Linked DNA regions of Homo sapiens: region 2 is linked to region 1. A link is an interaction called in ENCODE POLR2A ChIA-PET data of the cell type or tissue named here. Cell type or tissue: GM12878. All regions are shown on one strand. Each heading gives the region's core, and the rest is flanking DNA. Links, peaks and the distances in the headings are about the cores only.

Region 1 (8,890 bases), core at 2,619-6,618:
GATCCACTAACAGGAAGTACAGGAGGAAGAAAGACAAATGTGATGCAGTTTTGGATAGCTTGACTCTGAGGATTCGAAGCAGAGATGTTCTATAGAATTTTGGACCCATGAATCTGAAGCTCACAAAAGAGAGTGGGGCTAGAAAAATATGGGTTTTGTGTGAAACAGCTTGTAGTTGAGGCAATGGGTGTAGGTGTACCTGCCTAGAAAAAGGGGAGGAGAGCCCCATGCTCTTTCGCATTTCCACAGATGGCAGGTTCATTCGGGAATGGCTTCTCCCTTTCCTCTGACCAACACATTCGCATTTCCAGACCCTGCTCAGACAAGTCCAATGACTTGCCTTAGGCTCTTTCTTCTTCCTGTACTCAAAGATCCTGGCTCCTAGACAGAGCTCAGGCAGTGGCAGTGGGTGTTGCTGAACACCGAGAACCTTCAGGAAGCACCTCTTGCTTACCGGCATTGACAGCGCACTCATGCATTTGGTTTTCTTCCTTTCCTTTGGAACAAAGCGGGGCACTTCCAGGGTGCTCAAACTGCAATCCAGATGGCCGTTTGTCAGGTATAAGGTGAGTTGAGTCAGGGCCAGCTGGTCACTATATGCGAGGTTAAGGCCGGTTGCCCACACCTGATTAAAACAGGAGCCGTAGAAGTGAGGGTGAAATCAGCAAACAGCAGCGAAGGCCCCACCTCTGCCTAACCAGACCAAACTACATCAGACTAAGTGAAACCAGTGACCATGTGTCTTAATGGAGTAGATGTTTTTCCTTCTGTTTGTACATTGTTCAACTGAGAGATGGAGTCTGATTCTAATCAGAAGATTCAAGGTTCTTGTGGGAAGTTACAGAAATACTTGGCCAAGACAATCTGACAGAGATGCCGAGTCTTGCAAAGCTCATGTTGACTTTGATTTTTCTGCCTATGGCCTGCAGGTCAGTGCAGGTGGTCAGTGCCAGGTTTTCTACTGAGAAAATGAGACTGAAGCTTTGGAGGGTGGGGAACTACAGTAGAGCAGAAAGACGGGAAAAGAGTGATGAATATGAGAAAGGGCAGTTTGCCCTGATTTTGGAAAAAGCAGTGACAGCCCCTCTGGGAGCCTCAATATGATATTTAAGGGAAACTAATGGTTGGCCTCTAAGTCTTAGGTCTACCCCCATTTTCTCATGAGAGTGAAGGGTAATCTTATTTTACCAGTCCTACAATGTCACAGTATTCTCAATTGTCAATTGGTGATAACACCTTATCCTAGCTGTATCACAGTGTTATTAGAAGAATATTATGATGCAATAAAAATAAAAATAAAAATGCTTTAAAAAATAGACATTGGTTATAAGTTAATGTCAACTGCTAGGTAACTGAGTAATGTCCACTAATTCGTTTGACAAATATTTACTGAGCATCTACTATGTGCTAAACTGGCAATGATAAAAGTAGGTCATGTGTTACTTCTTCCCTCTCCTGTGGCAGATCAACCTTAATTGCCCTTGTCATCCCCCATCCCCACACTGAATCCAGAAGCATCCCTGGCATCCTCCTCAGTTCAATGTTCAAGGCATATCATCGTCCTAGTCACTGGAGAGTCAAAGGTAAATAGGCATAGGCCCTGCCATCAAGAAGGTGAAGACAGGCTGGGCACGGTGGCTTATACCTGTAATCCCAGCACTTTGGGAGGCCGAGGTGGGAGGATCACCTGAGACCAGCCTGGCCAACATGGCGAAATGTCATCTCTACTAAAAATACAAAAGTTAGCTGGGCAAGGTGGCGTGCGCCTGTAATCTCAGATACTTGGGAGGCTGAGGCACGAGAATCGCTTGAACCCAGGAGGCAGAGGTTTCAGTGAGCCGAGATCAGACCACTACAGTCCAGCCTGGGTGGCAGAGTGAGACTCTGTCTCAAAAAAATAAAAAATAAAAATAAGAAGGTGAAGACAGATACATACATATCCAATTAAACAATAGAATTTTATATGTGATAAAATAATGGGGTGGAACAAAGTACTACTGAAGCAGAAAGAAAGGACAGACTGGGTTTGTCTAATGAAATCAGGGCTGCATCATGAAGGTGACCTTTGAGCTTTAAACAAGCAACAAAAACACAACTGGTCCCATGTATCAAGTACCTGCAGTTTTTATGAAGCTGGGTGAATCATAAATATCTCAGATCTCTGTGGTAGCCTAAAAAATAACAACCCCATGTCACAGATGAAGAAACTGAGGTTCAGGGAGGTACCCAAATCCACTGAGTTAGGAAGTGGTGGTGTTGGGATCTGAATCCAATTCTACCTGGCTCCAAGTCTACCTTCTTCCCATTCCCTGATTCTGGCCCAGCCAATCCTTATCCTATGTAACAGTTCTCCAGTGAAATTAAAAACTAAAGTTGCAGAGGATCAGAACATGTTTGTGTTTAATATAAGACATGCCATGAAAATGTCTTGTGGAGAAAACATGAAGTATTTCTGGAGTATGCTGTAATTAGCATAATGCATTTTCACTGTAGGAAGTTGGAAACTAACACATTTTCATGAAGACTTGATTAAACAGTTTTTCCTCCTAGAAGGCCTGTATTTACCCCGCTCACCAACTCTGTGTGTTAAAATACATAATACATCTGCCCTAGAGTGGACTCCTGTCAAACAAATCTAGCAGTGAGTGACTTGAGTAAGCATTGAATGTAAATGGCGTCATTATAAGGATATTAAGAGGTCAAGCTGTCAAGGCCCCTTGCTAAACTAAAGCTAATTTCAGGAGTCATATTCGCACAGTAATGCCCTTTTATAATAGCAAATAAATCACATTGCAACAATTGTTAAAAACTAACTGCCAAGTATCTGTTGCAGTTGTAAATATCCTATTTGTCAACTTAAATATTTCCTGCTGTATGGCATGAAATGTAAATCAGATGGGGACAGCTACTTTCCCTTAATATGAGAAAGTGAGCTTGCTATTCTAGCAGGTCAGACTTTTTTTTTTCAGAGTTTCTATTTTGAGGTTTTAGTGTCCTTGATCAAAGGGAAACATACATAACAAACATTATTAATATTTATGTTAATAATATTAATGCTTTGGTAATAAGGATTTTAATAGGAGGCAGCACAGTGTAGGGGAAAGAGTGAGAACCACGGAGTCAGAGAGCTTAAATCTGGACCTCACAGTGGGAACTGCAATGGGTTGGTTAAGCTTTCTCAATCTCAGTATCCTTAAGTGTAAAAGGAGCAAAATCTCAGTATCCTTAAGTGTAAAAGGAGCAAATGATAATACTGACAGGGTTTTAGAAACAAAATAAATGCACGTGAAATTGCCTTATAATTTCTTTCTTTTTTTTTTTTTTGAGATGGAGTCTCACTCTGTCGCCCAGGCTGGAGTGCAGTGGTGCGAACTTGGCTCACTGCAACCTCTGCCTCCCGGGTTCAAGCAATTCTCTGCCTCAGCCTCCGGAGTAGCTGGGATTATAGGTGCCTGCCACCACGCCCAGCTAATTTTTTTGTATTTTTAGTAGAGACGGGGTTTCACCGTCTTGGCCAGGCTGGTCTGGAACTCCTGACCTTGTGATCCACTCTCGGCCTCCCAAAGTGCTGAAATTACAGACATGAGCCACCGCGCCCAACCTTTACTGAACTTTATAAGGTAGGCCGGGCGCAGTGGCTCATGCCTGTAACTTCAGCACTTTGGGAGGCCAAGGCAGGAAGCCACTTGAGGCCAGGAGTTCAAGACGATCCTGGGCAACATAACGAGACCCCAACTCTATTTAATAAAAATAGGGAAATAAATAAAATTAAACAAATAAAGTTCATTACAGATGCTTTTTATGATGACTAAACATTTCCTTTCAGAGCAGATTCTTAGAAGGCACATTGTCCGTTGTCTATGTTAGCTATTAGGTCACCCATTTAATAACTGTTGTCCCCATACGTAATTGTTCTATTCAACCTCACAACTCAATCCAGTAGGCAGGTAGGTTTGTGCAAGGTTGGTATTACTCTGTCTCCATTTTACAGATGAAGACACTGAGATAAAAAAGCAGCCTCATAGTTTGCCTAAGATCATATAGTACAAACCAGAACTCTGTTTCTAGAGCTGAAATGCTTTTGCTTCCTCTGGCTGCCCTAACCCCTTGGTTCTCAAAGGAAACAGGAGGACAAATTTTCTTCAGCCTTTTCCTCAACAGCAGGCTTGCCTGATTTGCTCAGATAATTGTTCTGTTCTCCATCTGGTCTTTCCATTGAAGACACCGCCTGAGGCATGCTTGTTTTGTGCACAGGGGTTCCTATCTCCCCTTCTAGACTGTCAGCCCTTTAGGGGATGCTGCCAAGTCTTTGTCTTCCTGCAGCACCTCGTGTCTGGGGCAGGGCACGCAGCAGGGTGCATTCGCAATTCCAGTGTTTCACTGTGAACTCCTCTTCCGTAACTTTTAGGAAATGAGATCCAGGTGGGTCACTTGAGGCTGGTTTCAGATTCAAATGCAGCAAATATTCACTGAGCACCTCCTCCGTGCCAGGCCCATGTGTTCTCACACCTCTCATTTAATCCTATTCTTGTATTTTTAGTAGGGACGGGGTTTCAACATGTTGGCCAGACTGGTCTCCAACTCCTGACCTCAAGTGATCCACCCACCTCGACCTCCCAAAGTGCTGGGATTACAGGCATGAGCACTGAGCCCAGCCCATTTAATCCTATTCTTGATTTGGGACTCTGATGGTAACTTTAGAATCTAATCTCTCAGCACTAGGTACTCTTGTCCCACTTTAGGTGAGCAATGATGGGGGCCTGAACAAAGTACTATGAGTGGGCATGGGAGACTTGGATGAATTTAAAATGTTTATGTGGTGGCTTTGACATGACTTATGATGACTTATAATAACTGGCTTGACAGGTTAATTGATTAGATGTGAGGGTGGGGGAAAAATATCACTGAAGGTTAGGGCTGGAAAGACCCTTAAAAATCACCTAATACAGTCAGTTTATAAATGGAGCGACTGTGGTGTGAAAAGTGAAGTGGTTGCCCTAGGTTGCAGAACCAGGTGTCAGAGGTGAGTAATGAGAACATAAGGTGTCTCAGCTGTCAGTCAGAAATCACTTGTTGCCAGTTGTTTGACTGATTAAAGGTCACTTTGTTAAAAATGGTTAGAATGCTAGAGAGATTTATATTAAGGTCTTAAGAGCACAAGGAATACAAAAAATAATTATCTCAGTATTACCTATATTACTGAAACACTTGCTGTCCAACGTTTTGGCAGTGGCTAAAAAGACTATGACACATCCAAGTGATGGGATAGTCTGATATAATTAGAGACAGTGGTTGTGAGGAACTTTTGATGATTTAGGAAGATGCACAAAACAGCAAAAGGAGGATAGAAAGTTACACAAGCAACATGACTTCAGCTTTGCAAAACTAATATATGTAGAAAAGACTAGATGAGAATATAACAAAATGTTACCAGCCAGTGTTAACATTAGCAGAATCACGATAACTGCAACTGTATATAGACTTCCATGTATATTCTAGATCTGCACTATCAAATATGGTAGCCACTAGCCTCATGTGGCTATTGAGCACTTGAAATGGTACAAATGCACACCAGATTTTGAGGACTGAGGATGTAAAAAAGAATGCAAAGTATCTCATTAATAAGAAAGTATTAATAATAAGATAATAATAAAACCACTGCTGCCTTGACTTCCTGGGCTCAAGCGATCCTCCTGCCTCAGCCTCCTGAGTAGCTAGGACTAATAGGTTTGCACCACCAAACCCTGCTAATTTTTTTTTCTTTCCTTTTTTGTAGAGACAAGATCTTGTTGCCCAGGCTGGTCTCAAACTCCTGCGTTCAAATGATACTCTCGCCTTGGCCTCCAAAAGTGTTGGGATTGCAGACCTGAGCTACTATGCCTGGCTGAATTCTATTTCTATTGGATTGGTTGTAAAGAAGTGCATTGTAGCCTGCAAAGGAGCAGGGCCAGTGGGGTGGAGAGGGCAGAAGTGCTACAGAGGCCCCTGCTCTCCACTGCCCTGACTGCTACTGTGCTGGATGCCGTGTGAACCACAGCTGCATCTGGAGGCCTTGGGCAGGTGAGAGCCAGCAGACAGGGCAGGAGTCAGGCAAAGGTCAGCTTGCCCAGATTGTTCTGGTCCAAGGATCTGGACCGCAAGCTTTGAGATGACAATGTAGCAACATGCTTCTGTGTGGGGAGGGGTGGGAGAGAAGCCTGGTCTTGAGCCCTTTTTGCCTGAGGTGTTCTCAGCAGATGGAGGCTGCCTGCTCACCCCTGCTGCTTCTGCCTCTTTCTGGTGACAGGCGGGATGAATGGGTGGCAGAGCACGCAGATGTGGGCAGATGTGCTCAGGCCCTACATTCTGTGCAAATAAAGTTCTCAGCAAAGGGTTTAGTGTTGCCTCTTGCCACCCTTCTCCTATGGGCATCAGGGCACGTATGGGACTCAGAGACTAATTTATAGATCAAATAACACTCACTGAAGAATCAGGATTTCAGAGCTTTATGAATCCAAAGATGCTCTGCAGACTCATCTCTAAGTTTTCTTATCGTCTTCTTCCTCTTTTTCTTTTTGTAAGAAGAACCAGAGATTTCAGACAGGATAAATGACCCACTAAAGGCCCCAGCTTTTGGTATCAGGGTCTGAGACAAATATCTGTGACCCAAAAGAAGTTGCCTCTCCGGGCCACACTTTCCTTAACTAATCACTCACTGGGGATAGTAGTCTGGGTGAATCCTCCCTCTGTTGCCTCCAGATGTATCTATGAGGCTAACAGGGAATTGTGTATATTTATCATATTGCCGAAAATTTTTAAAAAGACAGGCACTCCAAATAAGCCAACTCTGAGACATGCAGTACTGAGAATTCACCCACGCCAGAAATGGCATCCAGCCTTCAGGGTGAACTGTGATACACGGCCCATCATGCTCAGTAGCTGGTTGGCCAAAGGGATGTGTGAGTCACCTCTCTGCCCATGTTCACAGCATTCACAGCCCCAGTTCGACAGAAAATCCAGCATTGGACCACTTGATTTTTTCTAGAGTAAGACCAAGTGCTCGGTCACCTGCCCAGCTCCTCTGGTTGGTAGAGAATACAGCCATGGGTAGGCCATGGTTCCCTCTGTTTTACTGGTTTGGCTAGGTACAGAGCCAAGGGCTTATTTCCTTTTTACAGCTGTGGAGGCTGGGAATGCACTGGAGAGTGTTGAGTGGAGGAGTGATGTGAGCTAACTAATGTGACTCTAATTGCATTGACAAGAGGCCCTGAGGGGGCAAGGATGGAAACAGGGAGTCCAGTTAGGAAGACTTGCAGTAATTGAGGTGAGAGATGATGGTGGCTGGACCACACTGGTAACTGGAAGGTGGGAGAAGTGGTTGTATTATAGATATTTTTCAAAAGTAGAACTAAAAGGACTTATTGATGGATTGGATGTGCAGTATGAGAAAAAGGAGCCAAAGGTGTCTCCAAAACTTCCACCCTGAAGAAAATGGAAGAATAGCATTACCATTTCCCACTGGGGCAGAATGCCAGAGAAATACCTTGGAGGGTAAAATCAAGATTTCAGATCAGTTAAGTTTGAGATGCCTTTGTTACAGCATGTTATAGAGGGTGGGTTGAAATCTCAGGCACTTTTTCTCCTTTTGCAGCTGTAAAATCAGGAGGATGTGCATGGCTAGGCTCTAGGGATAAAACAGAATCAGTTCCTGGGAGGGAAGAAGCTTTTTCTCTGCTCTCACTTCTGGGCCTGGGGCTCAAGATTCTCCTGGATTGGTGAGAAGTGAGGTCTATAGGACCTGAGGCCTTCCCCAGGGGACAAGGCAGAGGCAGCTCAGTCCACTTCTCATCACGTTTAGGCTAAGATGCAGTAAGGTGGAGAAGGACAGGGGCAGCTTGGTAGGGGAAAAGTGACAACAGCTTGAGAGTAATGGGATTGGAGGGGACCGTGGCTTGGGAGAGGTGGATGGCTTTCTCAGGACAGAGAGTGCCCTGGACCAGAGTCACAGGACCTCGCTGGGAGTGCTGGCCTTGTGGTCTTAAGCAACTTCTTTCCCCTCTCTGGGCCTATTTCCTTGTCTATTAATATAGGCCTGATGGGATCTATCCCTGAGGGATATGTGTGGATTCAGTGGCTAAATGAGATAGTGTGTGAGACTATTACTACAGAGGCCTGGCAGACATAAATCTGTTTTGGGTCCTGACCACTTCTTCCCCATCTGACTGTTGGGAGCAGAGTTTGAGCAGGTGTAAGAATTCACTTGGTTCTTGACTTCTGTGTTCTTGCCTGCTTCTCAGAGACAGGGAGCACATTTAACTCTTTGCAGATGCTATTTAAATACAGGCCTCAGAATCCCAGCTATTATAAACAGAACACGTTTTCTTAGGCAGTTACTAAATGACATATTTTTTCCCCACTTGGATCACTGAATCTCCAGACAGCATGGAGCTCTCCATTGTGGTAAACAACACACCTCATGCTTAATTTTAAAGGAGTTGGTACACCCCACTGTAAGAATTTTCAATTAGTAAAATACTAATGTGATTATGGTATTTGGTAAGAGTTGTTTGCATAACATTAAAATGCAATAGGCCCTCTGCCTAAATCAATAGGCAGAGGGGAGAGCAGCCGCTTGGCTTGTTGCCACCTGGTGGCAGCTGTTGGGATAGCCCAGTCTCTTGGAGAAGTGAAGAACGGCAGTTGTCGCTGTACAGGGCAGTCACCCCGGTCAGCAATTGAGCCTCTTGGTTTTCAGCTTAGAGGCCTTCCCCTCTGTCTCTGTTAATCCTACTCATCTTTTTGGGCATGACTTAAATCACAGCTCCACGAAGCTATCTTTGAGCAACTAGAGCTTCCATCTCTGTACCAATCCCCTTGGACACTGCCTTCTATGGGGTGTTTGGAGTGGGTG
Region 2 (6,881 bases), core at 1-4,000, 300 kb before region 1:
CTATTTTTAAACAATTAGATGAGGCCTAGATTCTTAGCAGAACTCTGCTTGTATAAGGGAGAAGGCTGGCATAAATACTCAACTGGAAAAAAGTTAAGGGCCTTTTGCTTAAAAAAATATTCCTTAGGACTACATTTTTGCCTATAATTCATAATTAAAGGTGACAGGGGGACCTGACAATAATGTGGTGGTTAATTCAGACACTGATAAGGCATAACATAAAATACTGTGTAAAAATGATACAATCATTCATTATTCATTCATTCATTCAACAGCTTTTGTGGGCATCTACCATGTGGAACGCAATGAGCCTGGCATTGTGGAATGGCTGATACTTAATCCATATCCTCAAAGAATTTGTGTATTGTTCAGAGGGATAAGATGTACATCCCTAATAACCAGCCCTGCAGGATGGAGGAAGTGGCCACGTGAGACTGCCAAAGCTGGGCACTCAGGATGAACAGGAGGGCACTGAGGTTTTGGTTCAGTTTGGCTGGCAGACGCGAGTTCACAAACGAGGGTCATGGGGCATAAAGTAAAAGAGTCTGCAGCGTGTGAGATACCTTCTTTGCTCTCCTACTTTCTTCTTTCCTCTCTCCCAGACAGCACCTGAGGGTGGGAGGGACCTTGAATGTTGTAGTCTGGGTCCTGTTCCCTTCTCCTTATACAAAACAGACATTCCTTCAAACCTTATGCATACTGGCAGTAAAGCAAAGGAAGATGGGACAACCTCTCAAATATCTCAAGGTGTTGGCTGCACTGGTGAATTCTGAGGTCAGCTGTACTGTGGTTGGATTAAACCAGCATGGCAAGTTAAATGAAATATGGCCAGCCCTCTAACTGTTTTTTAATAGCCCACTTCTAGACTTACGGTGTCAAGCCACCAAGCCAACAGGTGTTCAACACCAGAAAATCACCTGTAGTCTGACCAATATTGAGAGTCACACTCTATAATTTAAAAGTAAATCTTTTAATTCATGTCTGACGTTCCTTTGCCCTGGCCCAACAATGTCTACTCTTAGGCACTGGGATTCATACTAATTGGCAAAGCTCTATTGGATCACTGCATTCTATCCTCAGTGCTGGGATCAAAGGTCATTTGTAATTCTAGGGGCTTCATGCCCAGCAGGATAGCGTGTTGCCTGTCAGACCCTAAATTGGTTTCTGATCCTCCACTGTTCACTGCCTTAGAGTAGCATCTTTATGACACAACTGGCAGAACCCATAGGGCAAATCTGTACTTGCTTGGGGAGAAAATCGAGTTTGTTTAAAAAAAAAAATCTAAAAAACAAAAAAATGAAAAAAAACTGGACCCTCACCTCCAAGGATCTCCATAGAAGCTAATCTTCAAACCAAAAACAACCTGTCCAAGGTGCAAACTAATGTGAGATTCTGGGAAATCAGCTATATTTTAATATTTTAAAGGTCCTCAATGTACATATCTGCTGTAACAGAATGTAGACAGGGGAGAAAAAAGCAGTCACATGTTATCAGAAGGAGAAAGGTGGGAAAGAGATGAATAGGTGCTCCTGGTCCGAGAATGAGTCTCGTTTAGAGTGTGAGTAGCCATAACTACATAGCAGATTTGTACAAATTCAATCAATGCTTGTTAAAACATTGAGTTTATTTTAAAATGTGGCCACTCCATGAAGGAACAATCAGCATTTGGACTCTAAGTTTATTTTTGATTTCATGATGCAGATAGAACTGACCTACTTCTCGGTGTGTTACAAGGGAAAACATCAGGGTGAAAGCGAGGCTTTGAACTTAGGAAGGCTGGCAGATGACATACCAGAGAAGAAAGCCTCTAACTCCGCTCAGCTGCAGAACAGAAAGCCCGCCTTTTACTCATCCTACTCCACATCAAGTCTTGAGCAGAGAAAGTGAAAGATGATTCAATTTCCACACTGGCTCACCCCATGCTCTGGGCTGCCAGGCGTGACAAATTACATGTGTGGGCATTTTGGTGTGACGTTCTGTCCACTGGGTCTGGGCTGACAGTAGCAGCTCATTTAACTTGTCTCAGATGGGCCTGGAACCACGGGGTAAAGGCCTGAATTTTTGCCACTGAAAGGCCCATCCTACCCATAAACCCTTTAATCAAGGAGAACCAGCTGTTAGCCAAGTGAACATCACTACCAGATGGCTTATAAAAAACAAAATATAAACAAACAGGTCTAAAGGAATCTGTCTCTGGGTAACTGAAGTTTGAGATTATAGAGATTTTTTTTCCTATTTTCTTTTTCTCCTAAAAGTGTTTTGGAAGTTCTTCAGTATTGGGATAAAAGAGAATAGAAATGATCTTTGTCATTAATGTCAAAATGGATTCTTCATTTAGTCTGCTTGTTTTTTTTTTTTTTTTTGTCTGTCATTTAAAAGACTTATATTTACTTAGAAATGTTGTAAACATATGGTAAAGAGCTTGGTGTTTTATTACATTTCTTGAAAATAGGTGAGTGGAGAAATGGAAAATAGGTTAATCTTTTAAACTGTATTTATAATTGCTTCCTTTCCAAAGCCAATGAGCATCTTTTTTCTCTTTTTATTTTAGGTCTCTTGTTGGTCATCAGCCATAGTGCACAGCAGTTTTTAGATGTGCCTACATGAACAGTACACACATACTCACACACTAACATCCACATACATCTCCCTTTTCAGTGGCTTAGGCAGAGCAGCAAAAAACATACTTGTCTCATACCGAAGGGATTTCATTTACAAAAGTAAAACCCGTTATTGTCCTCTTTCTCTGCAGCCTCCCAATGCATTTCTACTGCTTTTCATAAAACACTGCTGCAAATAATCAAGCATGACCACTGACATCCACAAGATTGAGTTTTAGGAACCATTAAATGAGCTCACCCTCGTGGGAAGTCTCCTGCTCAGGCTGGTCTAAAGGTAATTATTCAGCAATTCCTACCTGTGCTTTTACCTTGTTCCTATACAGTGTTTGAATTTCATACACTGGTCAGGTCAACTTTTTTCCTCAGGAAAAGTCCAGCTATACATGTTTGATCCAGTACCTAAATTATAATGTTAATATACACACTGGCATTTCAGCTGGTTCTACAGAAGTGCTGATTAAAAGCACTCTTAAAGGTAGATCATAAATTATATTAAAAACAAAACAGAAAAATCTAGGAGAGAAAAAAACCCTTAATAGGTGCCTAAATGAAAAAAAATTGATCTTTTCATAGATAAAGAGTTAAGATTGAAACATCTGAACCACATCCACACACTGTTGAAGTACAGGAACCTGGCAGGTCCGTGTCCTGAAAAACCAACAAGCCATAACACTATCAAGTCAGACTCTGAGAACTCACTGTAAATCCAAAGTCCACATCACCACACTGTATGTCCTCCTGAATGTTCACTCGACTGTTAGTTAAAATAATTACTGCCATTTGCCACCTGCACTGCCAGCTACAGATAAGGGGGGAAACAGAACTACCAGTGGCTGCGTGTATGAGTGTTGGCTTTATTTGCTTACACATTTTTAAACAAATTCAAAGGCTGCTTCAGCTGCAATTCAAAGGCTGAGAATTATACGTGAAACTGTGCTATAGTTGGTTTCATAAAATAGACAGACAGAAGGGAATTTAAAGCTGGTTTAAGGAGACACTACACCAGTTTAAAACTAGTTACTATGAGGGGAACAAAGGGAAAGAGGGAGGGAGGGAAGAAGAGGAAATGAAAAAATAGAACCACATACTGTGAAATGAACAAGTTCAGTTAGAATGTTCATCAGGATTTGGAAAATCATAATGCCATCTGCTACTCTGGACCTCAAAACATCAGGGATCTCGTGGGCCCAGACGCTTCCATTTCCAGGAGGAAGGAAGGAACTTACACTCCCTGGAATGCTGCCTCCATTCTGGAATGGAGGCAACACCCCAGCCGACCAGTTTGGAATCTCTTTTGAGAACATTTGTACTGCTCACATACACATTTTCCCTGGTTTAGAGAAAATTAACAGCCGGCAAAACGATTACAGCAACTCGGCAGTGAAGCAGAGCAGTGCCCCCAGCCCAAGCTGCTGGGTAACTGACCCTGGCATCCAACTTGGGCTCAGGGTGTGTAGGTCCCATCATGGTGGATTAAATGAGCATTGTCCTATGGCTGGGTAAGACTTCACAATACAGCAACACATGTTAAATGACAGCAGCCAAAACTGGCCCCACCAGGCAACTGCCCATTCACAGACCGCTATTCACAGGCCTCCACCACCAAGAAATTAATTCATTAATAATACATCAGGCTTCATGGACAATTCAAAGGAAATAACACAAAGCTACTTGTTCAATGACTGCCTAAAGATGCAGAATTTTTCCTGGTTAAAAAATCCCCACAAATCTAATTGACTTACTAAATCAAAATTATGGGGATGTTTATGTTAATATTTTGGTTAGTAAAAAAGAAGAAATGGATAAGGTCTATTGGCTGAATTCACTCAGTGCCACTTGGAAATAATAAAAATATAGATTTTTTTCAGCAATAGTTAATAAAATCTAATTTTATATAATTGTGTGTTTAAAAAAACTTTTTTTTACTTCAAGTGACTTTGTACATCCTTCAGACTATGAGGAAAAAATTTTCTTATAACTTGTTTCTTCTGTAACATTTTGTATTCACTTCTTTCTTACTCCTCCCTTCTGACAACTCATAAATATGAATTAAATATAATTATAAGTGAACAGAACATTAACTTTTGGATTACTGCTGTGTTTTGGTAGAATGTTAATGTCATTTCTAAAGAAACAGTTATTACCAATAGAAAAAGTAATTACTAAAGGAATCCTGGCCTTAATGCTAACCTATTTTCAATTTTCAAACCAGCCAAACTGAATTAATTTAAACACACTGGACTTTTCAAAGAAGGTATTAGATTTCTAAAGATTGCCTTACATAAAAGAGGAATATCAGTTTTCAGGATCTCAACTATATATTCCCAACACTTTGAAACACAGGTCTAGTTGACAATATCGCCGAAAGGACAGGACCATTGTGTGCATATGCTTGTATTAACTTACTGAGTTTCTAATGCCTCAGTCATTAACTAATACAAGCTGCATGCACCATGAAATCCCACATCACAAAAACCTGTTTGTGGGAGTGGTTGGAGTTAATCACTATAGTCAGACACTGTGGGTCTGCAGGTCCTGTCTCCCTTTAACCACCCGCAGTTATGTGCTGTGACAGGAACAGGCCATCCTTGGGATGCTGGGAATAGGAGTGGGATGGTGTTCCTTTTACTTCTTGCTAACTTCAGAAGCCAGAGTCATGGTAAAGTCTCTAAGGTAAAAGATGAGTGGATATTATTTCCTCTGAAGTTGGTTAATCCCATTTTTTCTTTTCTTTTCTTTTTTTTTTTTGAGACACAGTCTCGCTCTGTCATCCAGGCTAGAGTGCAGTAGCGTGATCTTGGCTCACCGGAACCTCCACCTCCCAGGTTCAAGAGATCCTCCCACCTCAGCCTCCTGAGTAGCTGGGACTACAGGCACGTGCCACCATGCTTGGCTAATTTTTGTTTTTTTTTGTAGAGATCGGGTCTCACCATGTTGCCAGGTCTGGTCTCGAACTCCTGAGCTCAAGTGATCTGCCTTCCTTGGTCTCCCAAAATGCTAGGATTACAGGCATGAGCCACCGTGCCTGGCCTAACCCCGCTTTTGAATTTCTGGGAGGTATTATTAGGCAATCATTCTTGCCATCAGCATCCCCCACCCCCCAGCACCGGCTATTTTCATACCCCAGTGGCTTCTCAGGCACCCTGCCTAGGAGTGAGTGATTCTACATGAATGAATTTTTTAAGATAACACATTTAAGAGCCAAACTTATTGTATTTCAATAGAAATCTTTCTAAAAGGATTCGCGCTCCTCCATGCCAAATTAAACAGAGTACACAGAATAGAATTCAATTAACTGAAAGATGTGCGGTCATTCATATAGACAGCAAAACTGAACTGAGTTGCAAAACACGTATGCCCTTTGAGCATGTCTGCAATGCTAAGTTGTCTTCTTTCACAGCTGTATAAAAAACCTCTTCCTTTGATGCCAAAATGTTCAGTGGTCACTTTGTACTTTCTTCAAATCAGTGATAGTATAATGTAAGGAACCTTACCCTTTGATTGTCACTCAGTTTCCTTGTCTGTAAAATAGAGTGTTGTGGGGAAAGAATGTGACAGGAAACACTGTGTAAACCACAAAGGTTAAGGCTTAGACTTCTGAATTCTGGTAGAGAACCATATCTATTAGCTAAGTATCTCCTCATCATATATTCTCTGTCACTTTTTGGATTTGTATTTCTGAGGTCTTGAAAAAAAAAGTGTTGAGATTTATGCATAAATGTCATTTGATGAATATTTACAAGAGCCTATAGGATGTTAGGTGCAGTACTAGGAAGACAGAAATAAAATGTCTAGGAACTTAGAGTCTAGTTGTTAAACTCATAATTGAATCTGGAGCAGGAATGAATATAGTTTTGAATGAGGTGCTTGGTGATCTCCCAAGAACAGAATGCTAATCATCTCATCCCTTGAAAATGCCTCTCTTTCCGTGTGCCCCATCTCAGGAGAGTACCACCATGCACCTGACTGCCCAAGCCCTGAGATTCATCCCTGACCCTACCTCCCTACCCTCCCTTATATCTAGTTATTTACCAAATGCAGTTAGCTCCATCTCCTAAATACCCTTCAAACATGCTAAGGCTGTCCTGATTAAACCCCTCCAATTTCTGATCAGAACTACAGCTTCAATGTCCTTTCTAATCCATCTTCCACAGCACTGCCACAGTGTAAAACACAAATCTGGCTACGTTGACCTCTTGCTTAAAACTCTTTCAGTCTCCCCATCCTCCCTCCCCTACAAATACCTCTAAGCATGGGGTA

Evidence for each region. ChIA-PET counts read pairs that join two places held together with the same protein. Peaks named below come from ENCODE experiments on the same cell type or tissue, not always from the same donor. Only the 100,000 strongest peaks of a DNase experiment are listed, where the experiment ranks them.
Region 2: POLR2A ChIA-PET joins it to region 1 with 6 read pairs; 2 of 35 experiments call an interaction of 5 or more read pairs at or near these places.

Annotation. Positions count from the first base shown.
Region 1 is chr15:67,456,862-67,465,751 of GRCh38, reverse strand. It overlaps IQCH (IQ motif containing H), which reads right to left. Exons shown (of 21, transcript NM_001031715.3): 17 at 455-625. The region is part of intron 3 of IQCH-AS1 (IQCH antisense RNA 1); the gene reads left to right. Among named protein-coding and RNA genes, the nearest start is that of C15orf61, 60 kb to the left of the region's middle. RefSeq lists an enhancer at 8,507-8,801. In GM12878, for the core only: no CTCF peak of the experiment used is centred there; no DNase peak of the experiment used is centred there.
Region 2 is chr15:67,758,048-67,764,928 of GRCh38, reverse strand. All of the region lies in intron 19 of MAP2K5 (mitogen-activated protein kinase kinase 5), which reads right to left. Among named protein-coding and RNA genes, the nearest start is that of SKOR1, 64 kb to the left of the region's middle. RefSeq lists enhancers at 1,663-1,712, 1,783-1,842 and a silencer at 1,993-2,072. In GM12878, for the core only: no CTCF peak of the experiment used is centred there; a DNase peak (open chromatin) is centred at 1,888; H3K27ac peaks cover 751 bases.